2 separate regions of the Homo sapiens genome follow, and region 1 is linked to region 2. A link is a contact called in ENCODE Hi-C data. All regions are on one chromosome and are shown on one strand. The core of a region is the stretch at or near the end of the contact, and the rest is flanking DNA. Distances in the headings are between cores, read along the strand shown.

Region 1 (5,779 bases), core at 1,450-3,949, 37 kb before region 2:
GCATGGACTTATTGGAGGATTTGTGTTGGGGATGGTGCATGGACTGATTGGAGGATTGGTGTTGGGCATGGTGCGTGGACTGATTGGAGGATTTGTGTTGGGGATGGTGCGTGGACTGATTGGAGGATTGGTGTTGGGCATGGTGCGTGGACTGATTGGAGGATTTGTGTTGGGGATGGTGCGTGGACTGATTGGAGGATTTGTGTTGGGGATGGTGCGTGGACTGATTGGAGGATTGGTGTTGGGCATGGTGGGTGGACTGATTGGAGGATTTGTTGGGGTGGTGCTGCTTGGCTCCTGCAGTCAGACCCACCTCACAAGCAACATCTTGTCCCAAAAACTAGTCCAAAGCAAAGCTACATTGTGGGGAAAGAGAGAACCGTGGGAACCTAGGAAGGGACAGACCACAGGGGCAGGACGAGTCCAGTCTGGAGCTCATAGAGGGCAGATCCCGCTTGGGACCACATGCCACTGGGTAAATACACTTTCAAAATCCCAATTCCACACATTCTGCTGGTGTCAACAGAATCCACTTCCCTCTCAGGCCATCATTGCCTCATTCTAAAATCTGTGGTTCAGCTTCTGACCAAACATGACAGCATCTAACTGTTTTCACTACAAAGGGCATCACCTGTCCAGGAAAGGGCTTTCTCACCCAACGGGCAAGAGTGCCATCAACCAGCATGACAGGAGGGGTGTGGGTGATGGGAAAACCATGGAGAACTTGAGAGGGCTCACACCGGGCGCTGCTGGGATGACCAAAGACCTCAGACAAGTAACGTGAAATTCTATACCACGGTTTACCTCTATAAAACAGGAGTAAAAGTGTGTTCCTCACACCATTATCATCAGCAGTACTTTGGCGCATCCATAAGTCCTTCCTGAGAGCCTCACATACAGCAGGGACTCAATAAGTAACTGCTCATAGATTCACGTGCACTGTCAGATCAGTTACATAAATATGAAATGTGGCCAGGGGTTCCAAACATCGATACCAACGCAGCTTGAAAGGAACCAGAAATGGAGGAACAGTATTTGATATGTCCCTTTAAAAATCTGGGTAGACCAGCAGTTTAGGAAGTGAACACGGGCACTCACAGGAGGCGCGGAGCTGCTGTATCGCACAGTAACATTAATGCAGTAAGCTCAGGTGTGTTGGCCGAAGACACAGCCATTGGCGAGAACGTAGCCCACAGCCGCGGACACGAGTTTGTCGAGAGGCTGCACATGCATTCGGGTTATTCACAGCCACCTCCAAGAGGGGAGTCCATAAAGTGTGGGGGCTGTTATTGATGGAGGCAGAATTATATGCCTCTTACTGCACAGATATATCAGCCTGGCATTTTTCTACTTACTCCAGGATTTTTATAACGTTCAGTTCAATGGCATTCTTGCTTAGTGAATAATTTTAATTTGTGCATCCAGAATGATAAATTTATGAATGTTGATGACAGCAAAGACCCATCCCTCATCGGCTTCTCCCCGTGCAGCTGGGCCCCTCTCCCCTGTCGTCCATCTGATGTTCTTGCCAACACCCCTTCAAATATCTCACGCTGGACGGCTCTCCTGCTCCTCTGATGAGATGTGTGATCAAACGGAAGAAAATTATTCTGATAGACTATCTGACCCCCGTCTTACCAAACCAAATAGCATCTCACAATATTATATTTTTAACTTTCTAATCATCCTGTTATGTATATCATCCTGTTATGTATATCAAGTCTTTTTACAGCAAGTCTTTCTAATCATCCTGTTATGTATAGCAAGTCTTCTTACAACAGAAACAGCATTCTTCTTGCCAGTCATGTTAAGGGCATTGATTTTAATTTAGTTTTTGTGGATTATTGTGTTTGCTTGATTTAAAATGAAAATCAAGGAGGAAGAAGTTTTTAAATATCATCAGGCAGTTTGCTGAGTTACTACTGTAAGCAAACCCCGTAAAAATCATCAAAACAGAATCCTAGGCATAGGAAAGAAAACTCCCTCATAACCACCGATCTATGTGGGGATGAGAATGTCTCTATAAGGAACGCTAGACATGTATTTAAAATACTAGCAGAGTCATATCGTAAATGAGGATGCGATAAGTACAAGAAGCAGTTCTCCACAAGGAATTGGAAGTGAGATTCTGTGGCGAGCACTGTAGTTTTAAACTGAGGGAAGCGGAGGGAGAAGTTCCTGTAAGAATTCTTTCCCTTTGTCATTCTCCTCAGGCTCCTGACCAGTTTCTGGGTTAAAGAGAAGGGCAGTGCCTCTCTCGTCTGTGGTCACTTGGTTAATATCATCCCCAAATGCGGAAGCTTCCAAAAAGCTGGAGTGGTTTCGTTTGGAAGTCAGAGCTGTGCACAAATAAGTTATTTTCTCTATTTCACATAATTATTAACAAATGCAAATTAAGATGCAGGGGATGTTTCTATGCCAGGACTCACCTGTGGGGAACTGTGAGGCTGATGAGGCAAGCAGCGAAGTGGCTGCCTGTGCCCGCTCACGACCCCTCCACGCACCAAGTGCGTGAGTCAGGGAGGTGCCAGGAGGAGGCGGGAACAGCTGCTTCATGTCATCCGGCTCAGTCCGTGTGTGTTGCTAGAAAGGAACACCCGAGGCTGGGTGATTTATGAGGAAGAAAGGTTTGTGCAGCCATGGCTCTGCAGGCTGTACAGGAAGCGTGGCACCAGCATCTGCATCTGGTGAGGCCCCAGGAAGCTTCACTCGTGGCCGATGGGGAGGGGAGCGGCCTGTGCAGAGATCACGTGGTGGGAGAGGCGGTGGGAGGGGCCAGGCTCTTCCTACCAATCAGCTCTCACTGCAACACACAGAGCAAGAACTCATTCATAACCAGGAGGACAGCACCAAGATAATCGTGAGGGATCCACCCCTGACCCCAGCATCCCCCACCAGGCCCCACCTCCAACACTGGGGATCACGTTTCAACATGAGATCTGGAGGGGACAAACCTCCAAACCATAGCACTGACTGTGCCACTCTTAAGAGACAGTTGGACAGCTCCTTGCCTCCTCTACAAGACTAGGGATGGGGTTCCAGGCATGCTCGTTAATGACTGCCCCATCTGCACCACCTGCCCCATCTGCCCCACCTGCCCCACCTACCCCACCTGCCCCAGGCCATCTCTCCAACTTCCCACCTGTGTCCTTTCCAAATCCCAGGAGCAGCCGCGCAAGTGCAAGACCGCCCTGCTGCCTTAGAACAAGGCTTTCCCCAGAAAGCTGTCTCTACCTAGGACATGCCCTGTCCCTCGCTTCCTGAGCAACAGCCCCTCAACACAGATGCACATGCACGCATACACACATACACAAACACGTGCATACATGCACATGCACATATATGCATGCACACACGCACATAAGCACACACGCACACACACCCATACGTGCTCACACACAGACACACGTGCACATGAGCATACACGCTCACACACATGCACATACACGCACATAAACGCACGCAGACACGCGCACACACACAAGCACATGAACATACACATGCGCACACACGTACATGCTCACATACGCACATACACACACATAAACACACAAGCACATGAGCATACACATACACACCCATACATGCACGCACACGCATGCACACATGTTCAGGCCAGCTGCCTCGGCTAGCTCTGTGCAAATGGTGGGCGTCTTCTGCAAGCCACCCTGTCTTCCCAGGCTGTCTTCCTCTCAGGACGCACATACAACCCCTCCGAGGTAACAGGACACAGATGCAACCCACAGAGCCGACAGGAAAACGTGGACCACCAGCGTCGGGCTGCTGATGTACTTTGAACTGAAAAGGCCCCCTAGATACCCACAGAACTGCACGGCTGAGGCGAAGAGAGACCATGAGAAACAGAGATACCAATGTTTCAGTCAAGGAAAAAATTAGAGAAGAATGTGGAATAAAAAGAATCATAAAGTGAAATAAATGTTTTCAGATTTTAGATTTCAGATCCACTCCCGCAGATGAAATCGTGAGATTCCTGAAGAAAATAATTGCACCAGTATTTGATCATTTTACAGTTTTGATTATGCTTATTTCCAGTTTTCCAGGAAAGAAATCTTTGTGTAACCTCATATGCACGTGTTACAAGTAGAACCAGAAATTCCTCCTCCCCCAAACATACAAAAAGGAAAGCAATTATTTAAGTCAGGTACCTGACCTTTTTTTACAGCTATTAGTACAAAAAGTGTTTTCTGGGGTGGTTTCCTGGCATGAAACTCAGGATTTATAGAATCTCTTCCTGTTCGTGAAGTTATTATTATTATTTTATTACTAAAGCCCTTAACTAAAGCAAGGATGCTTACTTAAATTGGCAGCTAGCTGTGAAAATGGAAAGGTAAAAAGACATAGCAGTATGTATTTGTGGATATAAACTATCTTTAAATCTGGAGGCTCAGACATAGATTGGACTATCCTGACTATTTTCTGTGTATTTCATTCCAGCCAGACTGCTAGTTCTAGGCTGGAAATATTATTCTCAACATAGAATTACAGGCCTTTGTGTCACCGCTCACTGTGATAGCCAGCAGTTCCTGGACCCTCACAGCACCTGTACACAGCACACATGAACACACGCGCGTGTGCACTCTGACCCTGCCTACCACCTCCCCCCGGGCAGCCACCGGGCTGTGCTGTTCTCGTAATCAAAGGTGGAGATGAGGAAAGTGTCTGCCTACAGCAAACACTCAGAAATAGATTCCTGTGAAAACCAAACAAAAAGGCAATAGAAAGGAGAAGTGGGAGATACTACATTTTTCATTAGGGCTGTTGCTGTGGAGGTTTTAGAACTTGGGCTCAGGAAAAGTGCTTCTTGCTGATTGACCCATTATCCAAGTCTGGTTGGAGGAACTTGTGATGCCAGCAGGTCTGAAAATTGCCCAGAAGATCACAAACATGGATGCCTGCTGGTGGACCAAAGAGATATTAAGGAACTCTAATTATTTTCTTTTATATCTTTCCTACTGAGTATTGGACACGTTAGTCACAAATGGCGACTGAATTAGTGGGACTTATATGTGGTGATTCCATAGGCATCAAAACACCTGTGAGGCTTAGTAGTCATAAAGTCCTGACCCTATTTTTGCTCTATTGCACCAAATACATTCATTGTATTATAAGAAGTTTGTATGTCTCAGACTCTCCTACAAAATTTTGTGTACCTTAAAGATAGTGACAAAGAATTATCTACCTATCATCTATTCTCTCTCTCTCTAATCTATCTATCTATCTATCTATCTATCTATCTATCTATCTATCTTCATATCCCCAGGATACTGTCTAGAATATAGTAAGTGCTGAATAAATTAATGAAATGCTTAATTAAAAAATGAATAGGTGAATGAATGAGTAGATGGATGGATGGATGGATGGATGCATGGGTGGATATTGAGTAGACAGATCAGGTTGATTAGAGAAAGAAACAAGCTATTCAATACTGTTTATAATATGCAGGCCATTTATACAGAAAAGAGCATTTATAAAATAGGAGATTAAAAGGATGACAGATTAGAAAATGAAATGTTCAAGATTTGTGCTGATATAATGGTGAAACTGGGATGGGGAGCATCTGACTAGATTTTAGAGAGAATTAAGCCTCAAGGTAAAACATTTTGATTTTATTTCAGTGATACTCTAAATCATTGCTTGTTTCTGATAAGGAAAGAGTCAGTATTAATTTGGAAGCTGCAAGGTTGGAATAAAGTTATTTTAATGATGAGTGGAGAATCTGAAATGTTGGAACAGGCTCATGGTCAAAATGCAGAAACTC
Region 2 (5,222 bases), core at 2,443-4,942:
AGCACTGAACAATGGACAAACACTTGGTAAATTAAGGAAAGAATTAATTAATTGAGGAAATAGGTTCGGAGAGATCAGCAAGAGGACCATGAATCAAGTGTGAACTTGCACTTTCTGATTCCTTAGTTCATTCTTTGTAGCACACAGAGAAACAGACCAATTTGCCACTATTTTATCCTCTGAATCTTTATGTATTCATTATTGTGACCTGAATCTATCATGGTCTGAAACTAAACTATATCTACTTAATACAAAAATATACCCAAAGAAATAAACAAAAAGATGGAACAAAGCTACTGACTGCAAATTAGCACTTAAAAATTAGGAATTTAAATTTTTCTGTAACCTGCACCACCTAATACTTTATAAATAGCATAAATACTTCCATTATCCAATAGCAAAAATAAAATACTATGATAGATACTATGTTGCCAAAAATTGGAATCCTGATTTGATTTCTGAGTCTGGAGCCAATTTCACTGACTTAATCGAAGTGTACATTAGGTGGTGGCTGTTGCATGCTTTAAAAGTTCTGATGAAGCATTTTTACAACTATTGAATAGCAACAGAAAATGTCATGTCACAAACTTTAAAAATGTGCTGTGACCTGTCCCTTTTAGGGTTTTAAAGTCACAGTCCTTCTTGGGAGCATTTCGTGTGGCCTTGCTCGGCAAGTGCGTGGGGATTAGATGCTGGCATCAAGGCCTGAGCTCCGTGTCAGCAGCGACCTGTGTTTAAAGCTCTCCCAGGCCTCTCATGGTACTTGGCATGAAGTCCAAGCACATCACCTCCCCCTACAAAGCCCTGCTCTCCCTCCTGGCCTCGTCTCCCACCTCCTTCCCTACCTGCTCCCCTCCAGCTGTCTTGCCCACCTTCTGATTGTGAGACTCAGAAGGCCGGGGTCCCCCAGCACCCGGGACACTCCCTGACTTGCATCCCTGCCTCCCTCCTTAGTCGAGTCCCAGGTGAAATGCTGCACCTGTAGACAGGTGTTCTTGGACCACCTATTAGCCTTCTAGGGCTGCCAACACAAAGTCCTGCAAACCTGGGCTCTTAAAGCAACTGAAATCCATCCTCTCATAGTTCTGGAAGCCAGAAGTCCAGAATCAAGGTGTCAGCAGGACTGCACTCCCTCTGAAGGCCGCAGGGGATGATCCTTCCTGCTCCTTCAATCTCTGCCTTAGCGTCACGTGGTACTCTCCTGTGTTCCCTCACGACTCTCTTTGATAAGGACACCAACATACTGGACCATGGACCCACTCTACCGCAGTGGGGTCTCCTCTTAACGAGCTAGGACCCAATATCCAAACACAGTCACATCCTGAGGTCCCATGGGTTAGGACACCAACATGTATTTTCTGGGTGGGACACCGTTGAACACATAACAATCCCTATCTCTGAAGCCCCTCCCCCAGCCATTCTCATTCTCATCCCATTACTTAGTTTTACTTCTCTGTGTGGCGCTTATTGTTCACTTATTGATGGTTCACTCTGCCTTCTGCCACTAAACTATATGCTTCCCTGTCTTGCCAGCTACTCAGTTCCCTAAATCAAAAAGCAGAAACTCAATGAAGAGTTATAGAACAAATGAGTGATGCTTATATCACAAAAATGATCTTATCAACAACTATTAAAGGCCAAGAGAGATACATAACAATAACTCTCATTTTGTAGCAATTTACAAATTAGAAGTAGCTTTCTGCTGTCTTATCTCCTTTGATTTTTACAACAATCCAGTTAGACAAGCAAGGGAAATTTATCTACTTTTTAACAGGAGAAACTACAACTCAAAGAGGCGAATCACTCAGCCATGAACAGCGGAGACAGAAAGGTCTTTCCACTCTGATTTCTTTTTCTTTTTTTCTGAAATCTTGCTACAGACAAGCTCCTTGCCTTGTTGAGGGGTAGCATGTATACACAAAAACATAAAGAAAGGTAGGTTATGGCAGGCTCATTGTCAAGTCTAGGGGTAGGATTTTCTCCAGACTGTGGGTCTCATTACATCTGACTTTGTTTATTCCATTTTTAATTTCCACAAAAACAGTGTGTGTTGGTTTTGGGACTCCTTATGAATTGGCCCTGCTAATTGTCAGGCAGGATGACTCTAGAGCTGACAAAATGGTGAAACAAAGAATGGGCTTTTTTGAGTTATCAGGATTTCTTAACATTCTGTAGGCACACAAATGCTAGGTGTCAGTAAGATTGTAAAACTCCAGTTAAATAAAAGGTTTCAAAATGGTTCCTAAAAAGAAATAATAAGCCAGGCACGGTGGCTCATGCCTGTAATCCTAGCACTTTAGGAGGCCAAGATGGGAGGATTGCTTGAGCCCAGGAGTTCCAGACCAGCCTGGGCAACGTGGCACAACCCTGTCTCTACAAAAAATAAAAACAATTAGCCGGGTGTGGTGGCTTACACCTGTAATCCCAACTACTTGGGAGGCTGAGGTGGGAGGATTGCTTAAGCCTGGTTGAGGCTTGTGTGAGCCATGATCATGCCACTGCCCTTCAACCTGGGCCACAGAGCAAGAGTCTGTCTCTTAAAAAATAATAACAATTAAATAAATACATAAACAAAAAGAAATTATAAAATTGTGAGGACTGCAGAAGGCATTTCCTCTGGCCAGTTACTTTTTCATTGTTCCTAAGAGATATGAAGCACCTGCCATGATGTGGACTTCAAGGTCCTCTTCCTTCAGCATGGTAATCCTGTAAGGCTTAGACATGGCATCCTATCTGCTGACGTATGTAGTTCATGAGACAACTGGGGTATGGTCCTTGGAAACAGAGAACCAAGTTCAGCTCTGGATTCTTACTTTCATGTGTATATTGTCTTGGGTGAGCCATTTAACGGCTTATTTAAAAAAACAATAGCAGGCTGGCTGTCTTGGCTCAGGCGGGTGATTCCAGCACTTTGGGAAGCCAAAGAGAGCAGATCACTTGAGGTCAGGAGTTCAAGACCAGCCTGGACAACATGGAGAAACCCCATCTCTACTAAAAATACAAAAATTAGCTGGGCAGGATGGCACACACCTGTAATCCCAGCTACTGGGGAAGCTGAGGCAGGAGAATCATTTGAACCCAGGAGGCAGAGGTTGCAGTAAGCCCTGATTGTCTCACTGCACTCCAGCCTGGGCCACAGAGCGAGACTCTGTCTCAGAAAAACAAAATTAAATTAAAATAAAAATTAAAAGCAGTAGTAAAAGAAACCTCAGAGGATTTTTTCAGTGGTCATTTGAATTAATATATTGGAACTTACCTTGTAAACAGTTAAGTGCTTTCAGATATAAGGTTATCTTAACATTTAACCTACTATTCTTAATTATTATTTCCATATAATCTATAGTATACTATTGCCTGCTATTATCATCCCATTATTGCCTTTCTGAGTGGTGGAATCCTACTCTTCCTCCAGGGCAAGTTCCCAAGGCAAGTCCTGGGTGAAGCCTTCCACTAAAGGGGCTGGCGTTAGGCTTGCTTCTTCTCCTAGGCCGTTGTTAGTGTTGCTTCTTCTCCTGGGCCTCCTGGTTTTTCATGTATTCTCTGATGACAGCATCTTGCACAGGCTCACTTACCTGACAGCTAACGTGTGCTTCTGTTTATCACAAAATTGTCAGTCAGCTGCAAGGCTGAGGTCTTTGTTGTCCGTGCACCTGTAGCAGCAGCTTGCCTAGACAGACCCTCATGATATGAAAGTATGTGGTGTATGGAGACATTTTAATTTAAATATCCCACAGTATTTTGACCCCCTCTCATTCAGGCTCACCAGATATTTCACCCAAGAGAGACACCCAAGAGTGTTTGATCCTAATATGCTAATTATTAGGATCCCTCATCCAGCATTTCTTGTATACAATTGTGTTGGAGTCTCTTCTTCCTTACATATTCTTCTTCTAGGCTTCAGAAAGTGCTGGTTTGAGAAGTTCAGAGTTCGTCTTACCTAAAGACCAGGCAGGTTGAAATAACCGTGGTGTCTTCTGCCTAATAATTGTTACTCAAAAGCATTTGCCATCTTTATAGTTTTCCCAGTGGTTTAAAAAACTCTGAGATTGACTTTGTTGTTTTTCTTCCGCTAATGCAAACAGAAAGCTCGAGACTTGCGGATCCGCTACTAATGGGCAACACATTAAGTGGCGGCTGTGAAGGTATTTGTTCCTCTGGACTCACAGGAAAATGTTAGATCAGAGGATACTGAGAACTGTGACCAGACGACTTGGGTAGATCCACTGCCCTGATTGCAGAAGCTCCCAGAAAGGCACGGTCACGCCTTGCTGAAAGGGAAGGTCAGGTGCATCCGGTGCAGAAGCTCCCAGAGAGGCACTGTCACGCCTTGCTGAAAGGGAAGGTCAGGTGCATCCGGTGCAGAAGCTCCCAGAGAGGCACGGTCACGCCTTGCTGAAAGGGAAGGTCAGATGCATCCGTGGGCCTCCACAAGTGCATGAGAAGTTGATCAATGTCTTAGAGTTTAAGTATCAGGGAGTAACTTTGGCCAAGAAATGAGCAAATTGAGAGACATTTGGCTGCAATACTTCACACAGCCGCGAGAAATCTGGCAGAAGCAAGCCTCACTGATCCGAGGTGCGCAGTCGCGCTTGCTGGCACCCGGCCAGGAGCCTGTGCCCCCTGAAGCTGCACAATCCATCTTCACCTTAGTGGAGGATGCCTTCCAATTTCTCTCAAAAAGGAGGGCAAACACTGTATAAGGTCTCCCTGATCAGATCGGAATGTGTTCCCATCTCATCCTGGTTTGCTGACCAAGAAGAAACCATCTCCTTCTAAAACCTGTCAGACGATATCGTCAAGGACCGCAGATATGCGAGCGTTTTCCCCCGAGGAAACACAGATACACGTATGCTGTTAGGGAGCATTGCTCTTCTCAGACTCGCGCAGGCCCAGAATTCACAGAGAAGACATGCATGCAGGGAGATGCAGAATATTCCAGTGTGAGGAGCGGACGTGCATTCGCCAAAAAGAAAAGTCCTCCCTTTCACGTCTCCCCAGTGTTAGGCTATTTCATGGGGTGCAGGGCTCATTGATCATTGATCATTGATCCTGCAGCCTGGCCTATATCCAGCACAGCCCATTCTTTGGTGGGAGAGAGATATCCAAGTTCTCCACCGTCCCACCAGGGCAATTTGGCCACTTGTCTATTTTCACACCAATTCAGTAATGCCCTCCCTGAAGGTCACTCTTTAGGAAAGGCCTTAATTAAGATTTCTGCCTGC

What was found. A loop is a pair of places that touch in the nucleus more often than their neighbours do. Pooled maps may share reads with other maps.
Region 1: a pooled map shows a loop between it and region 2 (7-fold over the local background). The contact joins the promoter of ADARB2-AS1 here to the enhancer-like site in region 2. A Hi-C loop is called at or near these places in 1 of 37 single-sample maps with no recorded cell type and 5 of 50 pooled maps.

Annotation. Positions count from the first base shown.
Region 1 is chr10:1,523,550-1,529,328 of GRCh38, reverse strand. ADARB2-AS1 (ADARB2 antisense RNA 1) reads right to left here and starts at 2,699. Exons shown (of 2, transcript NR_033387.2): 1 at 2,430-2,699. All of the region lies in intron 1 of ADARB2 (adenosine deaminase RNA specific B2 (inactive)), which reads left to right.
Region 2 is chr10:1,488,406-1,493,627 of GRCh38, reverse strand. The region is part of intron 1 of ADARB2 (adenosine deaminase RNA specific B2 (inactive)); the gene reads left to right. Among named protein-coding and RNA genes, the nearest start is that of ADARB2-AS1, 36 kb to the left of the region's middle. RefSeq lists a silencer at 4,191-4,357 and an enhancer at 4,500-4,549. Within about 2 kb of position 3,692, at least 3 of the 41 ENCODE cell types and tissues checked have a DNase peak (open chromatin) inside an H3K27ac peak, as active enhancers do.